7 separate regions of the Homo sapiens genome follow, and regions 1, 2, 4, 5, 6 and 7 are each linked to region 3. Evidence: read pairs that join two places in POLR2A ChIA-PET (ENCODE). Cell type or tissue: MCF 10A. All regions are shown on one strand.

Region 1 (4,000 bases), 100 kb after region 3:
TTCGGCCACCACAGCTATTTTTTTTTTTTTTTGGAACATTTCTGGATTTTTAAAAATCAACAAATCAAAATTGTATATTTTGATTACGTACAACATGTTTTGAAATATATAGACTTGAGGGCACGGCTGAATTGAGCTAATTAACATGTGCATTACCTCACCATTAGCTTTTTTTTTTTTTTTTGTGGTGAGAACATGTAAAATCTACTCTCTTAGCAATTTTCGAGGTCTTTTTTTCTTTTTAGTTCATACATTTTCCTAAAATACTCTTGGACTACTTAGGGTTTTATCCTTCAGGTGGATCTTAGCAATTCTTTTTCTCATGGGGTTTTTAATGAAACTAACATTATAAATAAAACTTTGATGAAAACAAGTTCCTCTTTTATCTTATTAATATTTTTCAATTTGTACATTTGCAAGCATAAAGTATCTTCTTTCACGTGTTAGGGGAGATAGGGAAATCTGGAGTTGGTGAGAAGCAATTAAATTCAGAATGTCCTGTGTAAATGATTTACCAACTGTAGTGCAGATTAACAGACCTGCCTGCCATGGGATGCTGTTTAGTAATCTACAGTCTTTGAAAGTACTTGCCAACACCTGGTTCTAAGAATGCATCTTGTTATTTCATAGTCTAGCGGTTACTCCAAGGTTCAGCACTATAGCCCACAAGCCAAATATGCAGCCTGTTATTATAAATAAAGTTTTATTGGAACATAATCATGTTTATTCACTTGAATATTGTCTAAGGCTACTTCTCCACTACAACGGCAGTTTGAGTAGCCACAGCAGAGATTGTATGGTTCACAACGCCTGAAATATTTTCTGTCTGACCCTTTGCATGAAAGCTTTGCAGAGCACCACCTACCCTCCATCCCCCATCTAGTCAAAGACAGTGACTGGGTTATCTCCTTGGGTTACTGAATCTGGAATCTGATACACTTTGCAATTGCAAGGATTAGTGGACAATGGAAGTCCTGTGGGCTCATGATAGAGCTTTTTGATTTGTTTTCCTTATTGGAAGGTGTTGTGTTTATATAATAAAAATTGTAATAAAACACAATTATAATAAAAATAAAATTATTTAAAGATTAATTATAATAAAAAATTAATGGAGGTACTGTGTTTATAAGAAAGTCATTTTTTGTAAGCTATCTAAAGTTGTTAAAACTAATTTGCAGTATAAAAACCATTTAGGAATATATACAGGTTAAATGCTACATGCTTTAATTATCTCTAAAATTCTTGTTCCAAAACTTTCTTAATTTCAGAGGAAAAATCTTAGCAATTCCTTTATTTTTGGGGCTTTAGGTCTGTGAGTTGGCGGTGATTCTGTGTCTGATACTGTGTTACTATTCCCTAGTTTTGTTGGTGTTAGGCCAGTGAAGAATGGGGCCCAATTGGCAACTCGGCATACCTGCTGCCTGCTGGCAGGCTTATTAAAGCACAGATTGCTGGGCACCACCCTCAGAGGTTTTGATTCACAAGCATAGATGAACTCAAGAATTTGCATTTCCAGGAAGTTCCCAAGTGACACGTTGATCCCAATGGTACCCTTGAGAACCTATGTAGTAGATGATTAGCACTGCCATTTCCCAAGCTTGGGGTTTGTGAAGAAGAGTTATTACTATCCCTGTTTTATAGATGAGGAAACTGAAGCAAAGAGAGACTTCAGTAAATTGCCTGAGGTTTCATAGCTAGGAAATGGCGGTGTTGGGACTGGCTTCAAACCCAGGCAATCCATGGGATATTTTAGAGTAAAAATAAAAATGAAAACCACTACAAGAGAAACCACTACAATGAAAACCACCACACACACTGGTGTACTGGCAAATGTTTAACAATCAGCTCTTAAAAACAAAACAAAACAAAACAAAAAGCCCAGATTTGAAGCATTCACATGGCATAGATACTCCCACCATAGTCTATTTCAAGGTCCCAGGGGAATGTCTTTGAAGCCCTAAACTGGGGAGAGATGCACATAGCTCCTGAGCTAGTGCAAGCCAGCTCCAGCTCACCACTAGATACGTGCCAAGGTTACCACACTCCAATTAAATGAGTTCACAAGGCTGCAGAACCTGGGACCTGGCAGTGGATTCTCGGTTATGTCAGCTGTTCCTTCTCTCATGTAACAATGAATGAGCAATAATTGAAACCAACACTCATGCTCGAATGCCCAACACGAGTAGAATTTTGGACATCCTGATATGTGGGTAATGGCTTGCATAAACACTGCTATTCTGGAGGATGACAGGTTTTCAAAATTCTGCTTAAGATTCCTGACCATGAGATGTTGTAATTAGTAGATGGTATCTAGTAAATCAGGTGCCAGGTGCCATAATTCTGTGTGGCCAGGCTAACCCATCAGTGGTGTTTTGAAAGAATTAATGCTACTGCATCTATTTCCTATTCCTAATGTCCCTCAGGCCCCTATAGTACTGTTAGCAGTCTGGCAGGCCTTTTTTTTTAGGACAACTGAGAGATTTTATCTTGGGAATGTTGAACCTTGTACAGTCTTTCTCTCCAGCTCACTATTGAACAGATAGGAAACTCCAGTCTACAAAGCATGTGGATTATTTTGGGTTATCTTTAGGCAAATATAGTAAAATTAAAGAACTAGGCTGGGTACAGTGGCTCACGCCTCTAATCCCAACACTTTGGGAGGCTGAAGTGAGAGGATTGCTTGAGTCCAGGAGTTCAAGAGCAGCTTGGGCAACATAGTGAGACCACCATCTCAAAAAAATTAGAAAAGAAAAAGAACTAATATTAGGGTGGATATCTACAGTCTGCAAGCACAATCAATGTTATTTAATGGATATAATGATGGAAGATTTAAGTCCTAATTAAAGTGATAAGCTCAGTAAACAACCTGAATGGCTTTTGTGGCTCATGACATTTGACTATGATGAGAAAAGTGACATACTCCTCACCTTCATGGATCTTACAGAATCAAGTCAAATAAATACAGTGCAGTATATGTTCAGAAATATATGTATGTGTATGTATAGAAGAAATGCAGATTGGCGTGACAATTCTGTCTAATAGGTTGGAAAGATTTCATAAAGAAGATGAAACTTGACCACAAAATAGTATAAAATTAATGTCTGCATATTGTAGAAGTCATAATAGCTGGTGATTCAGGAACTTTTTATTGTAGTAAAATATGTAGCATAAAATTTATCATTTTAACTGCTTTGAAGTGTCCACTTCTGTATCATTAAGTGCATTCACATTGTTTGGTATCCATCACCACCATGCATTTCCAGAACCTTTCCATCTTTCAAAGTGAAATTCTGTAACCACTAAACACAACTCTTCCCATTTCCTCCTCCTTACAGACCCTGATAACCACCATTCTACCTTCTGTCTTTATACATTTGACTACTTTGCATACCTCATATCTCATATAAGTGAAATCATACAGTATTTGTTTTTTGTTCTTTTGTGCCTAGCTTATTTCACTTTAAAATGATGCCTTCAGGGTCCATCTGTGTCATTACATGTGTCAGAATTTCCTTCCTTTTTAAGGCTGAATAATATTCCATTGTATGGATATAACCCTTTTTTAAATATATTCATTCATTCATTGATGGACACTTGGGTTGCTTCCGCATTTTGGCTACATGCTGCTATGGACATGGTTGTACAGTATCTTAGCCTGTGATTTTAGTTCTTTTGGGGCATATACCTAAAAGTGGAATTGTTGGATCATATGGCAATCTATTTTTAGTTTTTTGTTTGTTTGAGATGGAGTTTTGCTCTTGTTGCCCAGGCTGGAGTGCAGTGGCACGAGCTCAGCTCGCTGCAGCCTTCACCTCCCAGGTTCAAGCAATTCTCCTGCCTCAGCCTCTTGAGTAGCTGAGATTACAGGCAAGTACCATCACATTCAGCTAATGTTTTGTATTTTTATTAGAGACCTCAGGTGATCTGCCCACCTCTTCCTCCCAAAGTGCTGGGATTACAGGTGTGAGCCACCATGCCCAGCCTATTTTTAGTTGCTTTT
Region 2 (4,000 bases), 170 kb after region 3:
TATTTATGTGAGACTTTATGCTACACAGAACTGCTCAAATATGATAATCAAATATGGCAAGTAAACTTGTTCCCTATTCTTTCTAGGGATTATAAGTTAATTTCTAAATATTGATACTTTGCATTGATCTTGATATTTTACATGCTACTTCCAGATTTTTGTTGGCCTGTCTGGTATAAAAAACAAATTTTTCACTCTGATCAATTGCCATTGTAATATTTGTGTGGAGTATAGATATCCTGATAAAGATTCCTTTTGAAGGCTGATTTTTAATTAGACTATTACATAGCCTTTCCAAAAAATGCCTATTTGTGAGTGAAAGTCTGGAGAAATTTATAATGTTGTGTATTCTTTCTGCACATATCTGACAGTTTTTTCTCACTTTTCTCCCCACCCAGTGCATTCTCTTTTGAAGTCTGCATTTAATAGCATAGCTATAGAGAAGGAGAAGCTGAAGCAGATGGTTTCCGAGCAGGATCACAGTAAAGGCCACAGCACGCAGATGGCACGGCTCCGACAGTCACTGTCTCAGGTAGGCAAAGAGTGTGTGTTTGCATGTACATGACACACTCCCAACCCTGTAAGATGAAAGATCAAAAGATGGGGGGCTGGCAGGGAGGTGGCTAGTCATGGGGATAGTACAGTTTGCAGAATTTCCCCCAAAAGACTGCAGTGTCAGTATTAGATTTTACTACTTTTCTTCCCCAAAATTTCAAGGTAAGAGTGAAAATAAACCAAACTTGCTTGTAAGCGTATAATGGTAATTTTGGCCAATTGAACACTTAATGCTTCTCTAAGGTCATTTATAAGGTAGCCCCTCATTTTAAAAAAAGAATTATGCATTTATTTGACCTATACATCTGAAATGTGTTCCAGGATATATTCAGTCCAATAGTGAATATTTTTTAAAAATGTACTAGATCTTCCACACTTAATATTTTTCCCACTTACATCTTAATCTGTTTAAAATTACTGATTACTATCACTCATTTTTTTCTTTTCTGATTTGCACTCTTGAGGTTTTCTTCCTAAGTTATGCTCCCTGAACTAGACTTTTATATTTCAATATATATTATAGAGTTGATCTTATTAATACTAATCAAATCCCTATGTATCTATATCAAAGTTGAAATTTCTGATAAAAATCCTTTAGAGCTGTGCTTATGCTTTTTTCAACTGAGTAGTTCCTTAGAAGTAAGTATTTTCTTTAGTCTATAAATGCACTGACTTAACTCCTTTAAGAATTCAATGTCGTTATGTGATTTTGTGAGAACTCGGTGTCTATATAAAATATTATTCACTTCCTGGTGCCTTGGATCAGAGTGAAGGAGCAAGCAAATCCTGGGTAAGTGGTTCTCCGCGTGGAGCAGATCCTGCTTGAACAGTTTCCCTCGGTCCCTAAAAAGTAGACTTACACCGTGTCACCGTGTTTTACGTCCCTGAACTGTCGGCGTATTTTCAGTGTTAAGTTTCATGTCATGGATGTTGTTATATGGGCCACACTTTCTGCATTATCCATAAAACACTGTCAGCTGAGGGGCATATGCTGCTTCCAGTATAAAGCCAGGGGTCTCAGGAGCATGAGCGTGAAAATCCGCTACGATTCTGCCAGTCTTCAGAGGGCTTTATTTAGAAGAACATTTTAATGGCTTTCCCTGGACCCTTCTCATGTCATGGATCGGTCGAACACTCAGTTGACGTTAATTGGTCTTCCAAATCATTATTCTGAAAGTATCGTGAATCAGAAAGATCAAAATATTGGTCAAGTAAACATTCAAATGTCATCTTGTAAACATATAAAATACATTCTTGTCCCCCTAAGTGTTGCAATGATTCCTTCAGATGTATTTAATGATGGAGGCTTAGAGTTAGAAGTCAAGCTTTACTAAGAAAAACAAGAAAATGCATTTGTTTCTTGCTTGCCTGCTTGCTTGCTTTTATTTGCTTGTAGGTGAAACAGAGAATGGTAAATAAAGATCTCGGGTCGGGCTTCAGGTGAGATTAGAAATAATTATGAAGAGAAATTTTACAACAGTTATTCATTTGTTCATTCCCTTATTCATTGTATTCCATTCGGGTGACTATATGCTAGGTATTGTGCAAGGTACAGAACACCAAGGTTAAAGTAGCCCTGGCCATGTTCCCAGCAAGCTCGTGATCTGATTCATGAGATGAGCAGGAAACAGTGAAATGGAGCACACCGTAGTACATTCAGAGCAGTACATGGTGGTGCACATTTCCCGGGCTCTGGTTGCTCAGAGGAATGGCAGATCCCTGAGTTGAGAGCAGAGCCACAGATCAGGCTTCTTGGAGGAATCAGACCTTGAACCTGGCCTGAGTAGACAGCAGCCGCTCACAAGGAAGGGTCTGATGCTAACATGATAAAAGTAAAATAAAGCAAAATTTGATCAACTGTGCTTCCTTGGGGTTAACATATTTCCCTCTCTTGTCAACACATATTTATTTGCATCTAAAGTTAGAGCCTCAATAGATTTTTGTTGGATTTTTTATTTTTATTTTTACAAAAAAATCTCAATTTTAGCCTTAAAAGATGTGAAAATAATTTGGAACTATTAAGTTTCAAATAGACCGTTACAGCCTATCCAGTAGATAATTCAGTGCTTGCAGCTGTGTGTCATCCCAGCATTTTGGTGATGTTCACATCCCCGTGTGTGTCCATGCCTTCCCCTCGGCGTAGTCGCACCCCCACTGGCCATCTATTCCCGTCACCTCTAAGTGTGGACTCCCTTTTGGAAACCACAGCAGCCTTTGCTTAAGGTATTTAAGTTTACTGACAGTTCTTTCCTTTCTAACAAATTGTTATTCATGGTTAGGCCGTTGGAGAGGTGTCTGGAGAATGGCAGGTAGTTCATAGTGGAAGAAGTAGGAGATGAAGAAGGAAGAATTACTCTTAAGAGTAGCTGATTAAGTAGGCAAGAACCAGCTCATCAGGGACTCCACAGAGGGTTTTGGATTTATCCTATCAGTTAACAATTTTAACTGGTAAATGATAATGCCAGAAATTAGAACTATTACAGCATATTTCTGCATATTAGAAAGATTACTCTGGTACAGTATGGAGGGTAGGTGGAATTGGGAGGCAAGGCTAGTTGGACAGATTCTTATGGTATTTGAGATAATTTGAGAATAGCTTGTACATTTGAGATATTTCTAAACTGAGGAAGTGCCATGCCAGCATTGGTGGAAGGAGGGAATACATTTCAAAGACACCCAGGAGGGAGAATCAGCATGGCTTGGAGATCAGCGGAATGTTAGAGAGGGACAAGGACACAGAGTCGAGACAGTCCAGGGTTTTTGCTTGGATAACTGGGTATGTGAAAGTTATTGTCCCCAAGGTGGGACTACAAGAGGAGCTGGTTTGCTTTAGGTATTTGATGATGGATTTCTGTGGAGATTGAGGTGTCTGTGGGGCATTTTACAGGCAATTAGATATTTATGTCTAGAGCTCAGAAGACAGGTCTAGGCTAGAGAGGAAGATGGATGCCCCTGCATATCAGGGCAGTTATAGATGTTGACGAGTTGCAATGCAGTCAGAATAAAATGGTCAGTGGTGCTCCTGCTGCTGTAGAGAACATTAACATTTAAACGACAGGCTGGCCGGGCGCGGTGGCTCAAAATAATCCCAGCACTTTGGGAGGCCGAGGTGGGTGGATCATGAGGTCAGGAGTTCGAGACCAGCCTGGCCAACAGGCGAAACCCCATCTCTACTGAAAATACAAAAATTAGCTGGGCGTGGTGGCGGGCGCCTATAATCCCAGCTGTTTGGGAGGTTGAGGCAGGAGAATCACTTGAACCCAGGAGGTGGAGGTTGCAATGAGCTGAGATCATGCCATTGCACTCCAGCCTGAGCAATGAGAGTGAAACTCCATCTCAAAAATAAATAAATAAAAAACTTATTTAAGTAGTCTAAAACTTTTAAAGCCTATGTTTTATTTGACATAAGTCCTATTTGATGTATGTCTAATGATTAAAGTGCTGC
Region 3 (4,000 bases):
TTTCAAGATACACTGATGCACCAATAGGGTGGAGAAACTGCCTTGATCTCTAGTTCCGCACAGCCCGCTGTGTTTAATCCACCCATTTCCCCAGATGGATGCGTGTAGTACCGTTACCTCTTATTTGACCATTAATCAATGAGATGGGGGGAGACTTTTTTCCCCTGATGTTTAAAGCCATTTTTTAAAACTATTAAAACACACATAGATACTATGGAATAGAGTGAAAAGCGTGAGAACATTCTTACACTAAAACGTGAGATTTAGGTTGTGGTAGTCCCCTCTCTTTCCCCATAGTTTATGGTTCTCTGCTATTAGGGGTTCAGAGAAAAAATTAGATAACCTCTTCTTTTTCTTTCTTTTTTTTTTTTTTTGAGAGTCTCACTTTGTAGCCCAGGCTGGAGTGCAGTGGCACGATCTCAGCTCACTGCATCCTTTGCCTCCCAGGAAGTTGAGATTTCAGGAAGTTCAAGCGATTCTTGTGCCTCAGCCTCCCGGGAAGTTGAGATTTCAGGTGCCTGCCACCACACCCTGCTAGTTTTTGTATTTTTAGTAGAGACGGGGTTTCACCATGTTGGTCAGGCTGGTCTCCAACTCCTGACCTCAAGTGATCCGCCCGCCTTGGCCTCCCAAAGTGCGGGAATTAAAGGCGTGAGCCACCGCGCCGGGCCTAGAGAACTTCTTTAGGTAAAGATTCTGTGTGCTGTGTGTACTCTCATTTCCGTTCACACTTTTGTATTTCTTTTTAAATACATGGGTTTTAGCTTTTTTTCTTTTAAGGGAGAAAGCCATTTCAGTAGAGTTTCTGTTAATGGAACTCAGAAGGAGTAAGTAGAAAGGGTGGCTGTGATGAAGCAGAGGTCAGCATCCCAGCTGCTCCCTTGAGGAGCCTGTCTTCACAGCAAAGGAATGAAGGACAAACTGCCATTGTCGCAGGGTCCCGCATCTATTATTTTGTGACCAGAGGACATGAGAACATTGCTAGTCTAGATGGAAAAAGCTAATCCAACAGGTGAGATTGGAGATTCAAGAGAAACTGCATGTGGGAAGGAGTGCATAAAGTCGACTATGTTTCATAGCAAATCATTTTGTCAGCACAGGGCACAATGAAATGCCATCACAGTTGCCTCATTAGTAAGCAATATCTTCCATTTTTGAAGGCACCCCAGCATGTTCTGTAATAGCTCCCATTAAGTCCAGTCGATGTCCTCTGGACTCCCCCTCCGCCTCCCACCCCCAGATGATGATGACACAAATGTCTTGAAATATTGACATGTCCGCAGTCACTCGTTTACAGAATGTCTGTACAAATATTTACATTACCCCGTCCCTCCCAGCAAATTTGCCTTTAGATTAATCTGCACACCGAACGCAGGCCGGGAGTGGCTTGGAGTGTGGAAGGGTTTAAGGGTGTGGAAGGGTTGTAGTGAGGCGGGACTGACTGACTTTGATCGGCTTTGCCAGGGGCTTGAAGGAACCGGCTCTTCCTTTCGCAGAACCCAGGTGTTTCTCTGGGCCCGGGAAGTTTTTGCTCCCGAGCGAGTCAGGGACGGGAGCAGGCACGCACAGTCGCGTAAGTGTATGAAATGACGACCTCAGAAGGGCGCCCAGGGACATGGGTTTGGCAGCCCCGAGCGGAGGCCGCCAGGCAGCCGTTCCTTTCGGAATTCGGTCTCCCGCAGTGCTCCCGGCTGCGGCGCTCCTGGGCCGAGCGCTGGAGCCGTTCTGGGCAACCCTCCCGAGCGCGGCCGGCTCACCTCCGCCGGACTGCGCGGGGCGAGGGCTCCGCTACTGCGCGCAGGCCCGCGGATGGCAACTCGGGGTTTCCACTGCGGGTGATCTCGGGACACCACGGGTTCCCACGGAGGCCGGGCCAGGGGAGAGCCCTGGCTGTGGGACCCCGCGTGACCAGGGCGCAGGGCGCCGGGTCCTTAGCCCATCTGGCGGCGCAGGGAGGGGCGCCCGGTAGGGCGGGTGCGCAGCATGAGCCCCAGCCGCTTGCCGCTCCACTCCAGCCGGGCGGACGGGCGGGAGCCGGGGGCGGGGAACCCGGAGCGCCGCCCCGCCAGCGCGCCCCGCCCGTGGGAGAGGAGGGGCTGCAGCGCAGCGGACCACTGGAGGCGCAGCACGGTCGCCGCCGCCGCTGTCGGTGCTGGAGATCGCGGCTCGGTGCAGGCGGCGCCCATGCCTCCTCTCCTCCACTAGCCCGCGCGCCAGTCCGCCTGCCGGGGCCGGCTCTCCGCCTCCTGCCTCCCGTCGCAGCCGCGCAGCCGCCGCAGAGTCCGCGGCGCCACCGCTCGCCCTCCAGGTAGGTGTCCTAGCTGCAAAGGGATTGCTTGGGGCGGGCGCCAAGGTGCCCGCATCGCGGCCCGGGGGCATTGTGCGCCTCCGGCGGGCCGAGGACCCCGAGGGACGCGTGGGTGGGCAGCCGCAGCTTCGGGTCCCCAGGACATCGCCGTCCCCCTGGAGGCGCCCCCGGCCGATAGCCCGGGCTACAGGGAAGTGGGGGCGGCGGTGTCAGCCCATTCTCGCGGCCGGGATGGGAGGGGGCGTCTGTATCGCGGTCCCGGTTTGCCGCCCTCCCTCCCCCTCGTTGCCAGGGAATTCCGGCCGCCTGCCACTAGCGCTCGCATTCCCTCGCGCGGGCCGGCGCCCCTGCTCCCCGCAGGCTGCCTGGGGATTGAAGCAGGGGCAGGGAGAAGGACTGATGTAATTGTCAGCGGAAAACCGAACCGGCGCGGGTGAGAGCGCCCGCGCCCGCGAGAGCTAACGCCTACGCCGCACCTTTCAGGGAATCGGGGAAGCCGAGAGGAGCGGCTGGGGAAGTTGTGCATTGGGTTTTATTGTGCGCGTGCACTGCGGACTGCCCTCGCGGGGCACCCCTGCCCACCCGCTGCTGGCGCCCCTGCAGCCCTCCCGGCAGCCTCCGTCCACTCCCCCGGCCAGGGCCAAGTCTGCCTTCCCTGGTTCAGACCGGGACAGCGTTTGCATTGCAGTCAAGACGTGCTTCCCCTGCATCAAGCCGGGAGCTGCCCGCAGATCGTGTCGCCGGGGATGCTGGGGGAGGAGGGAATGGGAGACCTGAGGAGAAAGCCTGGAGAAGTAATGACACAAGCGGATTTTCTCCCCAAAGCTTCTGCTGCGTATAGACACATCTGCAAGGCACCTTTTAAGCTGTTTTTGAAAGTTATAACCAGATACTGATTTTGTGACAATTCTATGATATACCTGAACGGTTGCTTAAACATAGAGACCTAAAGCTAGGGGAAGCATTACATAATGGACATGAAGCAAATGACACGAAACTAAGTGAACCCACTGGGTTGCCAGATTATTTCTCTCTTCTGGACACAAAATCCTGTAAGGTTTTTTCTATAGGAACTTTCATTTTTAAATTGCTGGGCTAAGTTTAGCCAATTGTCTATTATATTCAGTTGTGATTTTTTTTTTCTAAATAATTTTCTTGGACATCTTTTCTTAAATTTAAAAATTGCATACTAATGGTTACATATCACTAAGCTGATTAGGAAATGTAGTCTTCACAAGGTAAAAATAAGAAATTTCCCATCTTAATACATTAACTTTGTTTTCCTCTTGTTTTGTTTTTGTTTCTTTTCCTTCTTTCATCCTTCCCCCCGCCCCCAACCCCCGCTTTATTTTTTGGAAACATTTCTACAGTTTTGGGTACTGCAAGCTCACAACGTTGATATTTCTATCACATGCTACAGCATTGCGGAGACAAAGACTAATAATAAATGAAACAGAAGACCTCGCAGTAACTCTGAGAGTTAGCAGGGTTCCCAAGGTCGAAGGGAAGCTGCAGTGTAATTCAGCAATAATCACCTACAGAGAATATGCATAGCCCTCATTGGGAAAGGCCCTGATTGGTGGATTTTATTATTATTATTCTTTTGCAGTAGGAGTTCATATATTTTTTCCCTAAAAAATAATTTTTCTTAAGGTAAAAATGAAATATTTTGAAATTAAAATTTCAGGCTTT
Region 4 (4,000 bases), 85 kb after region 3:
AGCAGAGCTGAGTAGTTTCATCAAGGGATTGCACAAAATCTAAAATATTCACTGATCTGGACCTTTACAGAAAGTTTGCTAACTCTTTCTTTAGAGCATACTCCTTTCAGAAGATTAGGATGTGTCCTAAGCATGTTTATAGTGTTTTAGAATTAATGGAGTTATTAATTTTTATGCAATTTTATTCAACTGAATAATAGAACTATTGAGTGGTTTCTGTAATATTTATTCTTTGGATTTCACACAGATGTTGTCAAGGGAATAATAAAATTGCAGATTCCTTTAAATAGCCTCTACTCAGAATTCTTAGCTGTATGATCAGTCATCTGAATTTTTGTCAGCATTAACAATACTCTTTAATTTGGGGGAAAAAAATCTTTGAATGGTTAATAAATGTCAAGTCCTCCCTGTGCTTGGCTTTTGAATTTTGAAGAAAGAAAACACTTTCCCTACCCTCAGAGAAATATTGTCAATTAGATCTAAGTTATATGCAAACAAAAAAATCTGAAAAAATTGGCTAAATGGTAGAACTGTGATAGACTGAGAAAATTATGTTTGTCTTGAGCAAATTAGTTTATTAGGGTATATAGTTTATTAGCATTTATAAATAAAATATCTTGTTATACTTTGATCATGTTTCTGAAAAATCATGAATGTTTTGTTTCTCACTGATTATTTTGCTAAGGCAAGAAACACGTGAGGCTGTCTAGGTTCACCTTCTGTCCTGTCCACTGTTAGTTCTTGGTTTGTCCCCTCCTGTTTCCACTCTCCCAGGTTGCTTCATCCTCCCATCTGATCTCTGAGGTTCTCTCTTGTCTTTTTCCTCCCGTTTGTTCTGCGGCTAGATCCCCCTCCATGAAGTATGATCACGTGGCTCTCCTGTTCTGAACTTCGCTCCTGTTCTTTACAGCCCACACAGTGAAATTCAATCTCTCACCAGCATTTGAGACCTTCCACGCTGTTTCAAACCTTTTCTCTGGCTTCCCCTGCTCTACTCTCCTCCTTTGTCCCCTAAGCTCTGAGCTCTGAACTACAGACTACACTTTCCCGTCTCTTGATTTTCATATACTTTTCTCACTGTTTGAAATGTCCTTTATTCATCCCTGCATGCCCATTTTCTGCCTGATCTACTCATCTTTCAAATGCCTCCTCTTTTGAGGAACTTCTTCTGATCTGATTCCCACCCAGCCCACAAACGCCAAGCTAGAATTATTTTCATGCCATCAATATTCATAGTACATATTTTGCTTTTGTAACTTAAAAAGATTACTCACATACCTTTTCCTGTTATCTAGGGCTTTGAGCCCTCTAAATTTCTTAAGGGCAAGAGCCTGGTTTTTGTTGATTGTTACATTTCTAGATCCTCTTTAGAGTCTGGTTTTGATGTTTATATATAATAACTACATAATTGACTTACTGTTGTGGATTAATCAATCAATACTTAGTGGTGGATATGAAAACTCTGATATGTTATTTCAGCTTGTGAATTTTAACTTCTTTGATATGTAGTAACATTAATGAGATAAGATACTTTTCTGAGGTTAAATGTCTTTTGCTCTTTACTTATTAACAAGAAAGCCACAGTAGTTACTAGGTAACAATGACTGAAATTTGTATATTTCATCTTCAGGAAGTTACCCCAGCACAACCTGTTTCCATTAAACCTATTGGATTGTGGCACTTAAACTATATTCTCCAGAGACTTAGATACCCTCAGTGAACTTGAAACTTTCATAGGTAGGAAAAGAAAAATCAATTTCTTGTCTAAACATTGCTGCCAGTGGAAAAAAGCAAAATGATTATCTTTTCACTAATGAAGTTAGTGGTGACAATAGGCAAAGTAAGCAAGATAATAAAAAAAGGTGTTGTACTGTGTATTGTGCTACAGATTTCTAGAAAAGCAATTTAGAATGTTGAACCCTAAATTAAGACCAATCCTTCTTTGTAGAAATGGTGTGAGCATTGAAATAAAACCATGGCCCACATATGTGAGAAAATGATCAAAAGTGTCTCATTTCTTGTTTTTGGTATGAAATAGACTTTGCTATCTAGATTACATAGATAACTCTTCTGGTTGTCTTTATTATTTTAGGAATTCTTTATTATTGTACAGAGTGCTGGGGTTTGCTTAATCTTGTCTCCATTTTGCATTATATGCATTTACCTAGTAGCTACATGGGACAATCTAATCTTTGGTAGACTACATCTTGGTTTCTGATGGGCTTGAATAAGAAAGGAGAGGAATGTGCGGGGAATGCACTAGACAAGAACATGTGGGCAAAACCCAGGCTGTTGGGAGGATTAGTCACATAGCTTAAAGGAAAATTCTGTTGCAAAGATAATGGATCATTTGCTTCCTGAATGAGCCATTCAGAAGGAACCATTGCCAAGTCACTAAACTCTTCTGAATGAGATTTTCCAGAGACGCCCACTGGCTAGTACTGGTTAGTGTGGGAAATTTTGTTTAAATCAACCTTTTCAACCTTTACAACTTTTGCTCATTAATGATTTAGAAAGATAATGTTAGCATCCTTTTTGATCTACAGAGGATATGTTTAAATAGAACATGATTCCTATTGTGAATGTGTTTCAGTTAAAACCAGATGTGCTGTACGAAAACGCATGTGTGTGCACGCGTGTGCATGCACACACACGCATGCACGCCAATTTTGGTTATACTTTTTGAAAGAACCAATCTTCCTATCTCTGAGTATATTTCTTAACTGGGGTATTTCTTAGTGTGGCTTTAAGGATTAATCTTCAATGTACTTTGTCACAAGCAGTAATCAGGCTTGAACTTTATACACTTATCACCTTTGGACTTCTGCCCTGCATGCAGTTTATGTGCAAGGTAAAACAAGACCCAGTGAAATTTCTTAATTAAAATGAGGTTGGGACAGGTGCGGTGGCTCACACCTGGAATCCCAGCACTTTGGGAGGCCGAGGCGAGTGGATCACGAAGTCAAGAGATCTAGACAATCCTGGCCAACATGGTGAAACTCTGCCTCTACTAAAAATACAAAAATTAGCTGGGCATGGTGGCGCACACCTGTAGTCCCAGCTACTCGGGAGGCTGAGGCAGGATAATTGCTTGAACCTGGGAGGTGGAGGTTGCAGTGAGCTGAGATGGCACCACTGTACTCCAGCCTGGCAATAGAGTGAGATCTGTCTCAAAAAAATTTAAAAAAAATAAAATTAAATAAAATGAGGTTGAATTGCCACTTAGTGAACTCTGGCTTTCTAAAATAATATATGTCACCTAGAAATTTGGAATGTGAATGTGACTATATAAACCTGTATGTCCTAATCAAGCTTTTGAAGCTGAATTAAGACAAATGTTTCTAATATTTTTGGCTTGAGTAACTATCAGAGATGATTGGTTATAACTGAACCATGTGTTAATAGTGTGGTGGTAATTTTTAACTCAGAGTACTCAGTCCCCCTGGAGGTTATAGCGGGTACTACACTTCATCTTGGTTGTCTTTTTGAAGGTTGTACAGAATATTCGCATGAACATTAATTATGGTTGCAGAACAAGCCAAAACCTCTGTTCTTTGACATTTCATATGCATTGTGTGAAAATATACACTTTCGTGCATTTAATAGCAAAATAGACAATAATAGATTAGTTTCTTACAGAATACATGTAAGTCAAAACCTTGTAAATTTCTATTTTAAACTCTAACACACAGTGTCAGAGTTAACAATTGTGTGCAGGCCTGCATAAATGTCTTCTTTTGAGAAGTGTCTATTCATATCCTTTGCCCAATTTTTAATGGGGTTGTTTGTTTGTTTCTTGTAAATTCGTTTAAGTTCCTTGTAGACTCTGGTTATTAGACCTTTGTCAGAGATGGATAGATTGCAAAAATTTTCTCCCAGTGTGTAGGTTGTCTGTTTGCTCTGGTAGTTTCTTTTTCTGTGCAGAAACTCTTTAGTTTAATTAGATGTCATTTGTCAATTTTTGCTTTTGTTGCAATTGCTTTTGACTTTTTTTTTTTTT
Region 5 (4,000 bases), 91 kb after region 3:
AAAAAAAGGAAAACTAAAACAGAGTGAAAGGATAGGCTTGAAAAAGTCAAACCCAGGGAGTGATTTTTAAAGCTGGCTTGTGAATAAAGGAGCCTGCTAGAGAGGTTTATGGCTGGAAGGATAAAAACGTCTGTCATGTTTCAGGATCAGAGAGTAACTTCTTTGGATTACTTGTCACATTTTTCTCTTATCTTATGATGAATTTATTCTCTTGTAAAAATACTGTGTTTTGGTCCATTTGTGTTGTCATAAAGGAATACCTGAGGGTGGGTAATTTGTAAAGAAAAGAGGTTTATTTGGCTCATGGTTCTGCAGGCTGTATAAGAAGCACGGTGCTAGCATCTGCTTCTGGTGAGGGCCTCAGGCTGCTTCCATTCGTGGCAGAAGATGAAGGAGAGCTGTTATGCAGAGATCACATGGTGACAGAGGAAGCAAGAGAGAGAGAGAAAAGGAGTCCCAGGTTCTTTTTCAGCAATCAGTTCTTGTGGGATATAAAAGTGAGAATTCACCCCTCAGAATGGTACCAAGCTATTCATGTGGGATCCGCTCCTGTGACCCAGACACCTCCCACCAGGCCTCACCTTCACCACCGGGGATCATATTTCAACATGAGACTTGGTGAGGCCAAATTATATCCAAACCATAGCATACTGTTTCTTTGCTTTCTGAGAAATTATGTCAAGTTAAAAACTATATTCTTTTATAGTATGTATAGAGTCTGTTCTTCTTGCTAGAGGATTGTTCTAGGAGTTTGGCTACAGTTCTCTTCTACAGCAAATTAGAGACTGTTCATGCGTTTTTTTCAGGGCATTAGAGATTGTACATCTATGTGCATGTATGATGAAACCACTTCATACTTACTATTTTTAAAAACTCTATTGGGCCAGGCATGGTGGCTCAGCCTGTAATCCCAGCCCTTTGGGAGGCCGAGGCAGGCAGATCATCCAAGGTCAGGAGTTCGAGACCAGCCTGGCCAACATGGTGAAACTCCATCTCTACTAAAAATAAAAAAATTAGCTGGGCATGATGGCGTGTGCCTGTAATCCCAGCTACTCAGGAGGCTGAGGCAGGAGAATCACTTGAACCCAGGAGGCAGAGGTTGCAGTGAGCCGAGATCACACCATTGCACTCCACCCTGGGCATTGCAGCGAGACTCTGTCTCAAAACAAAACAAACAAACAAAAAAGCCCTGTTGAGGTTTATATTTAATTGGAGGGCTAAATGTGGTCCTGGAGAATATATTTTGTCCCCTTTTAGGAAATATTTGCTATATCACTTGAGAGTTTTCATACTCCAAGCTCTGGGTGAGATGTAAATTATGAATGTTACTGATTACTGAGAAGGTCAGTGGTTACGTCTTTGAGGTTACATAAAACTGAACAAAGGAGATAAAAAGCTGAGGCATGTACCCATATGAACTTCCTGTTCAAAAGATAAATTGGGAGGAATTTTCTGATTGGCCATAGGCAGTCCCCGTGAGAGGCTCACGAAAGTTTTGTAAAGATGTACTATATGACTGTAATCTCTCTTTTTCAGGTTCTGCCACTTGCTGGGAAAACAGCAACAGAAGGATATTAAGGAGCCACCCCTATAATTTACCCAGATAGCCCCAGCAAGGTCAAAGACATATCATGTCCCAAGGAGAAAAGCTGCAGGCATCTGAGGATAAATCACTGTGAAACAGCTTTGACCATAAAGCTGACTTGGAAGACTTTGACTCCAAGGTGCAAGGTGAGTTAGAAGAACACAAGCTTAAAACCAAAAGCAGGGTTAGGTTAGGCAGCGCTTAATAATAGCAACAGATTAGTGGGACACCACAAAGTCACAGGAAGGTGTTTCTTTATATCTCTTATTTGTATGTCAGATCTTAAAATAATATGTCATAATCCTTATAATAAAAAGTTCTTTTTTTTTTAAGGATAGGAAGTAGAAAAATGTGAAAATATTTGGTAACCATTTTCTGTTTTCTGTATGTAGTCTGGCATCATGTGGAAATATGATACTGCTTTTCCCTTCTTGAGCAATGAACGTGCAGACCTAAACCTTAAAATAGCCAAAATGTTATCCTTGCTTTCTTTATACACATATCCACAAACCCACATTTGACTACAGGTACACATTCTTAAAATGCATCCAGTTTTTATAATCTTCCATAGTAAACAATGAGACAGTCAACTTTTCTTTTTGCTCATGAGACTGAAATGGCTGTGGTACTAGCAATACTTTTTGTGGTATCCTTGTCATCTTTGATATTTGTGGTTATTATTTTAGAGCCGCTTTATATAACTATTTGATATCTTAGGCCTACTGAGTTTGTGGTCTTCACCACTTAGCTGCACCCTCCCAGTTATCCAAAGCTTTCTATTTCTTCAAGGTCAGCCATCCCCAGGGTGGAAGTTTGTGGCATTAATCGTCTTCGGGAGCTTTTTACAAGCTGCACATCCTCTGCTCAAACCTTATTTGCCAGGGGCACAGGGATGGTGGTGGTAGTGGTGATGACAATTCAGACATATATGATTTGGGAAAGTTTCTTTTGTATCCTGATGCCATTCCCGCCCTTTCCTAGCGTGGACTGGTTCCTCTTGGTAGAGCAGAAACCAAGGCTCAGTAATTTAGTGTAATCATTGTTATATTAGAAGCTTTCTGTTTATTACTGTATTGTTTAAAAGCGCATTTTAGATTAGAGCTTGCAAAGTAGCCCACAGGCCAAATTTTTTGCTAACATTTTTTAACCTGTAAAAATTTTCTTTTTATAAGAAAATTAATTGCCAACATTTGAAAATCTGGAAACTTCACATAAAAATCAGATAGATCAGATATCTGGTTTCTCTTGGAAGATTAAAAATCTGGTCTTGTTACTATCCTAGTAACTGTACTTTGCTAGTATTTTGCATTCCCTAAATATTTAACCAAACCAATCTTACAGATTATGGCACCTGCCTGGGACACGTAGGCTTTTGAGTTCAAGAGTCCTGCTTTAAGCATCAATTTCTTCTGCTCTCTGTATATGAGGTCACTTCTATGTACTTTAATATAACATTCTATTAGTATTTATCCTCTGCTATTATTTTAGCATTTATTATTTTATATAAAATGTATGAGCTTTGAGAAGCTGACACTTGCCAGCCAGGCTTACCTATGAAGTAAGAAGACTTTTCAAAGATAAGATGTTTCAGGCCATGGGCTTAAGGAGATCTAATTTTCATAGTGATGTGCTCTGCATCATTTTTTCCAGATGTGGAGGGTGTCATCTCAGGGTCTGATATTTCATGACCTAAGAGTTCAGTTGCCTGATCTGACTGTTTTGGTTCCAGGGACGTAAACTGATTCACCAAGTAGCCTTCTTTTTGAATGACCCCCGTAGGGATTTAGAGTCCATTTTCTAGGCCCTCACTCATTCTGGACACCAGGGCGACTCAGAGAACAGTAATGCTATGCCCTCTATATGTGCAGAGCTTTTAGCATTGAGAAATCTTGCCGTCAGAGTTAGACATACCTCCATCACAGTGAGTTGTAGTTACTCACAAACTTGTCTTTCCTCATCTTTGATTGCTATATATTGTTGCTAAATGAAATTCATGCGTAATGTTTCTGTCAATTTGATATTGAACCAAATGTTTATATGGTAATAAAATACTTTAACCATGGAAGCATTTCAAATCATAGGGTCCTTATAGGCATAGCATTTCTGTGCCTGCATTAGCTAAACTCAACGTGGGGAAACTGACATACTCCTAAAACAATGGTTCTTCTTTTTTTAAAAAAAAAAAAAAAAAAAACAAATTATTTTACTTAAAAAATAAGATTTACAGATATTTTCCCATAATGCATTTAGAGTCCAACTGGTAATGCCTGTTATTTAAGCAGATTTCAGGCCACAGGGTATCCATTTCTCCCCCCTAGATACATCAGACACATTGTAAATCTCTTCTTGATTGGTATCCATTTTTAAATGTTGAGGCACATAGGAAAGAAGGCCAATGGGTGGGATTTTTATTTT
Region 6 (4,000 bases), 62 kb before region 3:
GGCGTGGTGGTGTGTGCCTGCAGTCCCAGCTACTCAGAAAGCTGAAGCGGAAGGATTGCTTGAGCCTAGGAGACCGAGGCTACCGTGAGCCACAATAGTGCTGCTGCAGCCTGGACAACAGAGCAAGACCCTGTCTCAAAAATAAAAACTAAAACTAAATAAAGATTAAAAATTAGGGATCTATTCTGCTTGTATTTTGAAAACTTTAACAAAAAAAAATTATTAGCTATGACATTGAATTGATATGTATAAAAAAGGTATATCTAAATCAAGCATTTGGCACTTTTTATAAAAAGGTATTATAAATGACATGCATTTGTTAAAACGTAATTATCTCCTCATTATACTTCTCACATTCTGACTCAAACGATGAAAGATTAAATTCAGCAATCTTAATAACTGAGTATCTTATACTTGGACATCTCCATTGGAAAACTAAAATCTTTTCTTTTAAAAGTCAGTGATTTTAGCAAATTTAGAAAAGAAAATTTAGTTGTGCCTTCACAGGCAAAACTGCTGACAAGAATTGGGCCAGGTATCTTTCTGTGAGGCAGAGGATGTATTTTAAAGAGAAAGCAAAGCTGGGTGCAGTGGCGCGACTGTAGTCCCAGCTACTCAGGAGGCTGAGGCGGTAGGAGTGCCAGAGCCCAGGAGTTCGAGGCTGCAGAGTGCTGTTATTGTACCTGTGAATAGCCACTGTCCTCTGTTTCTTTGTTTTTAATTTTTTAAAAGAACAAAGCAATGAAAAACCTAAACAAGGGAAGTTGTGGATTAATTACCAAAAAATAGGTGTGGTTATCCCAAACTCATTTACTGTACACATAGTTCAGTTTTCACAGATTGGAATTAAATTGTTCCTTACAAGTTATTGGGCTCTGCCATGTAACTAATGCTTGAATTATCTCAAAAATATTTCTGCCAGGTGGTTAATCTAAACAGTGTAAAAGTAACAGTTATAGAAAGGAGCTCTCTACCTCCTACCTGAGTCCATTGCATCTTTGGTTAATCTTCACAATTGAGATAAGATCCTATTTCCTACAGTTTTCCCCTATTAGAGTATTTCACTGGGCTTTCTAGGAGAGCTTGAATCTGTCACATGGTAGCTATCATATACCTGGCCAGCCCTCCACATTCTCTGTTCAGATTAAATGATCCCGGTTTCTCCCTTCTACCAGTCAGGCAGCCGGTCCCAGCAAACAGTTGTGGTAAGAGTAAAGTGCCTTATCTAGATGTATTTCTTTGAATCCTAGTATAAATTCTAAAGAGATCATATGATACCTCTCTACCTACAAAACACTTTGCTTTTTCAGTACAACCTGTTGTTTTGTTTTCTTTCCCAATTGCATGTCTCAGTAAACAATGCTTACTTCAGCTTCAGAGTGCATTTCATCTTAATCCTCTCAGTTATTTAGCCTTGGTCCTGTCTTCCTATCTTTTGCAGTTGATCCCTAAAGCTGTATTTTAAAAGCCAGAATTTTAGATTTTTCTTAGAATGAGGAAATTCTAGAACCTAAAAAATTGCATTTATTAATCTAGTTGTTTATGTCTTCACCTTAATGTTTACTTCTCAGATGCACTTTGAGTATAAGAACATAATATATAAATACTTGGATGCCCAGCAAATGTTAGTTATTAAAACTGCCAACACAGTGAAGTTTTATTAGTATATATTTCTTTAAAAATTTTTTTAAATAATAAGCAATACATCTCAATAAACCTCTCAACTATGTGGTTAAAATAAGAAATAACATTTAAAATAAGCCTGATTAAAGCCTTCTTGTAAATTCATTAACTGAGGTCTTGTATGGTAGATTACTGAAAGCAACTGTCAAATTTGCTGCTTCTAAAGCAACATGTTCCAAACTATGTTCCTTGAAATACTAGAAAGAATTTTTCAAAGTTAAATACATTTAGAAAATGTTCAGTACTTTTAGTTTCACAGGTTTCATCTACTGTAGATAAAAAGGTAGTGAAAAATAGCCAGGAAATTATTACTCTAAAATTTTAGCTTTCTCTGAATTTTGTTCTCTCTTAATTGGGATCCTATTCAGTATGAATGAATCCATGGAAAGTAGAAATAAGGGACTTTACCACTAGGTGGTGATAAACATTGGTGATAAAGTGCAGCATTCCAATCTTAATTTAAGGCACTGAGATGGAAATGATGGTGTTTGAAATGCCTAAAACTGCGGTTCTTTTTTGTTTGTTTGTTTGTTTGTTTGTTTGAGACAGAGTTTCACTCTTGTTGCCCAGGCTGGAGTACAATGGTGCGATCTCAGCTCACCGCAACCTCCACCTCCCGGGTTCAAGCGATTCTGCTGCCTCAGCCTTCTGAGCAGCTGGGATTACAGGCACGTGCCACCACACCCAGCTGATTTTGTATTTTTAGTAGAGACAGTTTCTCCATGTTGGTCAGGCTGGTCTCAAACTCCTGACCTCAGGTGACCTGCCCACCTCGGCCTCCCAAAGTGCTGGGATTACAGGCGTGAACCACTGCACCCAGCCAAAACTGTGGTTCTTTAACTTTGGTGTCCACAAGAATCACCATGAGTGTTTGTTTAAAATGTAGGTATACTGGTTCTGCAGGTTTGGGGTGAGTTTTTGAACAAGCTGTGGTTATGATGGGGTGGTCAGTGGCATTCACTTTGGAATATACTGGCCCAAAGAGATTTCATATGTTGGACCTTAGGTTGGACTGTTGTAAAAGTAAGGCATCGAGAAGTTGTTTCCTAGTCTTTTTACCTTGGGCATTTTTTAGAATTAAGCATCTGGTTTTTCCTCAGTTAATATCAGTAAATATGAATTGCATTAAGAAATTGAAGAACACAGTCTCACAAATAACAAATAATAGGCCATCTTTTTTTACTTTAGTGAATATTTTTTGATGTTTGTAAAGGATAGTAATTGTTTATGCCATTCAAAGCTTTTACCTAATATTTTTATTTACATTTATTTTTAAGTGAATTGTCTAAGTAAATTACCAAAGATTGGGGTTCTGAAGAAGTACGTAGGTAAATGTTATTTGTTTTAAATGACAAAGGAGTATGAAGGAGATGTAATTATCATTGTCAAAAAAACTGAAATAGAATAATCAAAAGGGTACAGAAATACCTCTGTGTGTATGTGAGTGTTCTTATAATCGTAAGATGAATCTTCTTGTAAAACGAATGCTTTTTTGATGTACCCAAAAACCTTTTGATTTATAGGTACATTGTAACTTTCAATAGCTTTAATAAATACTAAAGCTAAAAATCAGTGAGGGCAAGAACAAGTGAAATCTATTGCCTTTTCACCTAGAGGTATGCCACACACAGGCTTTGTTCCATATGTGGATGGTAAGCGCTATTAAAAATCAGGGCAGTTATTTTTACATATGATTTCAGTAAAGAGAAAACAAAAATGGTCATCCTTATTAGACAAGAAGTTCCATTTTAATACTTGAATTCTAATAAATGGATTGCATTATTTCCTTTTCTAGAAACAGTAGCTCAAGAACACATGGATCCTGGGAACTGAAGGTATGGTATTGATAGGAGATCAGACAGAAATATTCAGTTAAAATATCAAGTTGTAGTTCATTCATTACAATGGCCATGCTTTGACTTTATTTAAGGTAGAAAAGTCTTGTCCTTAGTAGAAAATGCAGCTCCCACTATACTTTGAGAAAGTTACGAGGCCCTGTGAAAATTTATCTGAGTAATTATCAGAGAAAAAGGGAGTTCTGTGACTGTCATATATGAATTGAAGACAGTATCTGGATGTCAAGGTCCATGTGAGCTAGCTAACCTAGGCTATACCACCGTGGGACTCTTAGAAACTGCCTGTCTGACCAAAATGCTGCAGAAGTGGCAGAAGGAAGGCATCGGAAGACCATTTTTAAACAGTTGTTTGTATATGAGGTACAAAACTCAAGAACTGTGTGAAAAGGCAAGTACCAGTACTGTTTTCTACAGAAACTGGGGGAAATACTGAGCACAGAAGAATAACCAAAGTGCTTCCC
Region 7 (4,000 bases), 140 kb after region 3:
CATTTTATGTGTTTTAAGGGAAAGACTTAAAAATGAACACATGGGAAATGTTGCCCCGGTGCCCTGTCTCTGAAAGTGCCTTCTTCCTTGTCAGAAACGATCTTTCCTGAACCCATAATATTATCGTAGTGCCAAGGACCTGTCCTCACTGTCGTTCTTCCTGAGATTTTCGCCAATTGGCCATCCTCCTTCCTACAATCACTGTTGCCTTTCATCCTTTGTGTTTCCCCAAATTGATGGCCTTGCTAATCTCTTTCCTTATGATATGCTATAGGTGATCTCTGCTGAAATTCTTGGATAGACAGAAATGGAAACCACAGGAAAAAACCGTCAAAGAAACAAATTTTGTATGAATTGCTAACTTTAATTTAGCACTTTCAGTCCATGTTTCAACAAAACTGGCTGTGGTTTGGCAGCAACTTTCTAGACCGTGCCTTTGAACATTTTGCTACATAAATAACAGGAGGGCCTGCTTTGCATTGTTGTCTTTTCTTCTGATCTCTACAACCACCATGTGTTTATTCAGATGTCAGCCCATTTGATTGACCAAGTTAAGGGCAACTGATTTTAATCAAGTGTTTTTCAACCGTAGAGACTCTTTTTTTCCAGTGTTTACTTGTTGTCCCGCAGAACCTGTAACAAAGGGTTTACAGTGGCCTTCTGTCAGTCCTGTGCAGAACTCATAGGGGTTCTCTGTGCAGAACTCACAGAAGGCCACTGTACTTACAGAAGGCGATCCCGAGGCCTGACTGCCTGCCATCTTAGCAGCTAAGAGGTCCCAAATCACATAAAAACTTACCAGCAGAGTAATTTGCCAGGAACAGAAAAATTCCTTGCATCTGTAGAACTAGAGGGCACAGGACCCATTCTTTGACCGGGCCCTGGGAGCTGTTTGTTCTCTTGTGAATTGCCCGTGGAAGAAAAATCAACAGCTGAGAGTTCCTGAGTGTTTGTAGAGCAAAAAGGGCAAATCCATTCAGACTGTACTAGGATTATCTTGGAGGAGAAAAAATTGCCAAAAACCCCTCTCTTTTTTTACCCTTAGTGTAGTTCAGAAATAATTTTCAACCTCTTTGATTAATGGTAGAATGCAAACATTTGCTAACTAGAGATGCAAGCATATTACTAAGCCCACTTAAATTTTCCAGATAATTCATTATTCATAGATTCAGTCCACTGGCTTCTGTAATGGACATGAACATTTTCAGGAATTGTCTGTGGTATCCAGGGAAAATTCAGAAGTTTATATTCACGGTGAAAAATTCCCTGTAGACCTGTATAGAGCTCCTTACAGAGTCACTGTGATCATTTCTCACTTTGAAAAACATCCCAATGTGGTTCATTCAGGGGATTGTAGCTTCAGGTCCTCAGATTCCTCCCCTGTTAAGAAAAATCATGGTGAAAAGACTCCATCCCCATTGGATTATGTATAAAAGAATCTTGGTAGGTTAACAGTATGGAACTAGAGCTCTTATCTCCTTACCATTTAATGTGACTGACTGTGGCCAAATGCACTGAATCCAGATACATTAAAATGATCAAACATATTGATTAATAAATGCCAAGCAACATTAGACCCACATTTGTGAATGTTTTATGTAATTCAAAATACAGACAGTAACTGGGGGTGTTTGGTTCTTGCAGCGTTTTTTTGTCCTGGATAATGGAATGTTAAAGTATTCAAAGGCACCACTCGATGTAAGTAGCACACAGGACATGTTTCAAAGGTTGATTTCGAATTCTGCTTGAAGTGAGTAAACACTGTAATTGTACAAGCCTTGTGCCATAGTTACCAGCTTTGTGCATGTCTGGGCCTGTAAGATTTCACAAGCTCCCAAACCTCCATGTTCTAAAGTGTGTCAACCTAGTGCATGAAGATTTAACTATTTTGATGTGTGTTATTAAAAACAGAAGCTTAAACCTTAAAAGTGACGCATGAGTAAAATCACCTTCTGTCACTTGGATAGAAAACGCAAATGGGCTTTTTTCCTCCATCTTCCAATAAACTCTGCTTTATGTGTGCTGCTCTGTTCTTGTCAATGTCCTTTTAAAAACTATCTTACAAATTTTATTTCTACGTCATACATCTTTTTATCTTGGAGATCCCAATTCACAAAAATTATTTCAAATTGTTTTTGTTTAGTATACAAAGGAGTAGTTTGCATGTAACACTGGAAAATTCCTTCCTTCATCATTGTGGTGTAGGGGAAGTAACTGAAGGCTTAGGTTTCAGTTTTGTCCCCATCCCTGCCATTGAATCAGCCATGTCCTTGATCAGTGGAGCAGCCAGAAGGAAGAGCTGGCTGCTCCTTGCTTTCTGGTCCCAGCTGCCCTGTTCTGCCCCAGCAGCTGTCTGCCAGCTGATTACTCAGGGATGTTCTGGGTTATACGTCAAAGATTGACCGCAGTTATTTTAGGACCGCTAAAGATGTCCTTTTGGGAGAATATAAGCTGTGCAATCTAGAATTATGAAGAATTAGTATTACATTCTATGCCAAAACAGGAATAAGATGAATAGTCTTATTTATAAAAATTGACGTGAAGTCACTGCAACATCAACTGTCCTAGAACCTAATCCATAGAACCTTAACTATTTTCTGTTTGTTAAGGAGGTATATGTAGTATTCCACTTCCCATAGATAAGTTAAAGATTACTTTGAGTTCACTTAAATACAGTACAGAAACATCAAATCATATATCCTTTCAGCCTATTTACTAGTCTTTTGATTTCAGATTCAGAAAGGAAAGGTCCATGGGAGCATAGATGTGGGACTCTCAGTCATGTCAATTAAAAAGAAAGCTCGAAGAATAGACCTTGACACCGAAGAGCACATCTATCATTTGAAGGTGAAATCAGTTTTCAACAGTTTCTCTGCCATTATCAGGGGAAACGATTTGCCTACACCAGTGGTAGGCAGGAGAGTTATTTTACAATTACTTTCTCCTCTCGTTCATTGTTTTAGGTGAAATCCCAGGACTGGTTTGATGCATGGGTCTCCAAACTGCGACATCATCGGTTGTATCGTCAGAATGAAATTGTGAGATCACCAAGAGATGCTAGTTTTCACATATTTCCTTCAACGTCCACAGCTGAATCCTCACCAGCTGCTAATGTTTCTGTAATGGATGGAAAGGTATGACTTTGTTCTATAAAAACCAGCCTGAAAATTGCTTAGAAAATTATGCAAATTTTGGCCAGGCACTGTGGCTCACGTGTGTAATCCCAGCACTTTGGGAGGCCAAGGCGGGTGGATCGCCTGACAGCCAGGAGTTCGAGACCAGCCTGGGCAACATGGTGAAAACCCCATCTCTACTAAAAACACAAAAATTTGTCAAATGTGATGCTGCATAGCTGTAATCCCAGGTACTCGGGAGGCTGAAGCACGAAAATTGCTTGAACCTGGGAGGCGGAGGTTGTAGTGAGCCAAGATTGTGCCACTACTGAATAGCCTGGGCAATAGAGCAAGACTGCGTCTCAAAAATAAATAAATAAAATAAAATAAAAAAGAAAATTATGCAAATGCATAACTGAGTCTCATTTGGGAAAACCAGAAAGAGGAGGTTTGCTTTGTAAACTAACACTCAGAAGACAACAGTGACATTTGGCATGAAAGTTAATTGCAAGTATAAATTAGGCAGAAATGTGGATCACCAAGAGAATTAGCAGTTAATTTTCCCTTTTATGAACGGACTACCTTTTAACTTTATGTGGCTTTGTAGGAATACTAGGAAGTAAGTAAACATTTATTTAATCAACATTCAGAAATCAGGTGCCTTCCTGGATGGTAATAAGAAAACCTCAGTCTTGAAAATGAAACTTGCCTTTGTGTCTTGACCTATAATATATACATGAGAGGCTATTAAATTTCTCCATGAAGTAATTACATGTGAGCTCAAGAATGTGACAATAATATAAATAGCAGCCTATTTAAGTGGTCAGGCACTGTGTTAAGCATTTGGCACTCATTCGTCTCTGATCTTTCAAATAACCAAAGTTCAG

What was found. ChIA-PET counts read pairs that join two places held together with the same protein. Peaks named below come from ENCODE experiments on the same cell type or tissue, not always from the same donor. Only the 100,000 strongest peaks of a DNase experiment are listed, where the experiment ranks them.
Region 1: POLR2A ChIA-PET joins it to region 3 with 11 read pairs; 5 of 35 experiments call an interaction of 5 or more read pairs at or near these places.
Region 2: POLR2A ChIA-PET joins it to region 3 with 12 read pairs; 4 of 35 experiments call an interaction of 5 or more read pairs at or near these places.
Region 4: POLR2A ChIA-PET joins it to region 3 with 27 read pairs; 7 of 35 experiments call an interaction of 5 or more read pairs at or near these places.
Region 5: POLR2A ChIA-PET joins it to region 3 with 12 read pairs; 5 of 35 experiments call an interaction of 5 or more read pairs at or near these places.
Region 6: POLR2A ChIA-PET joins it to region 3 with 23 read pairs; 4 of 35 experiments call an interaction of 5 or more read pairs at or near these places.
Region 7: POLR2A ChIA-PET joins it to region 3 with 16 read pairs; 3 of 35 experiments call an interaction of 5 or more read pairs at or near these places.

Annotation. Positions count from the first base shown.
Region 1 is chr2:178,294,700-178,298,699 of GRCh38, forward strand. All of the region lies in intron 2 of OSBPL6 (oxysterol binding protein like 6), which reads left to right. Among named protein-coding and RNA genes, the nearest start is that of OSBPL6, 100 kb to the left of the region's middle. In MCF 10A, no CTCF peak of the experiment used is centred here; a DNase peak (open chromatin) is centred at 2,092.
Region 2 is chr2:178,361,284-178,365,283 of GRCh38, forward strand. It overlaps OSBPL6 (oxysterol binding protein like 6), which reads left to right. Exons shown (of 25, transcript NM_032523.4): 13 at 399-532. Among named protein-coding and RNA genes, the nearest start is that of CHROMR, 50 kb to the right of the region's middle. RefSeq lists a silencer at 2,215-2,373. In MCF 10A, no CTCF peak of the experiment used is centred here; a DNase peak (open chromatin) is centred at 2,148.
Region 3 is chr2:178,192,367-178,196,366 of GRCh38, forward strand. It overlaps OSBPL6 (oxysterol binding protein like 6), which reads left to right and starts at 2,146. Exons shown (of 25, transcript NM_032523.4): 1 at 2,146-2,308. RefSeq lists silencers at 1,700-2,389, 2,836-3,130. In MCF 10A, CTCF peaks have their summits at 2,163 and 2,417; DNase peaks (open chromatin) are centred at 2,095, 2,885 and 3,005.
Region 4 is chr2:178,277,024-178,281,023 of GRCh38, forward strand. All of the region lies in intron 1 of OSBPL6 (oxysterol binding protein like 6), which reads left to right. Among named protein-coding and RNA genes, the nearest start is that of OSBPL6, 85 kb to the left of the region's middle. RefSeq lists an enhancer at 412-912. In MCF 10A, a CTCF peak has its summit at 3,437; DNase peaks (open chromatin) are centred at 2,348 and 3,448.
Region 5 is chr2:178,283,391-178,287,390 of GRCh38, forward strand. It overlaps OSBPL6 (oxysterol binding protein like 6), which reads left to right. Exons shown (of 25, transcript NM_032523.4): 2 at 1,537-1,731. Among named protein-coding and RNA genes, the nearest start is that of OSBPL6, 91 kb to the left of the region's middle. In MCF 10A, no CTCF peak of the experiment used is centred here; no DNase peak of the experiment used is centred here.
Region 6 is chr2:178,130,383-178,134,382 of GRCh38, forward strand. It overlaps a transcript of RBM45 not described here. Among named protein-coding and RNA genes, the nearest start is that of RBM45, 20 kb to the left of the region's middle. In MCF 10A, CTCF peaks have their summits at 2,113 (motif pointing right) and 2,323; a DNase peak (open chromatin) is centred at 2,099.
Region 7 is chr2:178,329,908-178,333,907 of GRCh38, forward strand. OSBPL6 (oxysterol binding protein like 6) reads left to right here. Exons shown (of 25, transcript NM_032523.4): 6 at 1,645-1,698; 7 at 2,734-2,847; 8 at 2,964-3,134. Among named protein-coding and RNA genes, the nearest start is that of CHROMR, 82 kb to the right of the region's middle. RefSeq lists a silencer at 3,995-4,000. In MCF 10A, no CTCF peak of the experiment used is centred here; a DNase peak (open chromatin) is centred at 1,794.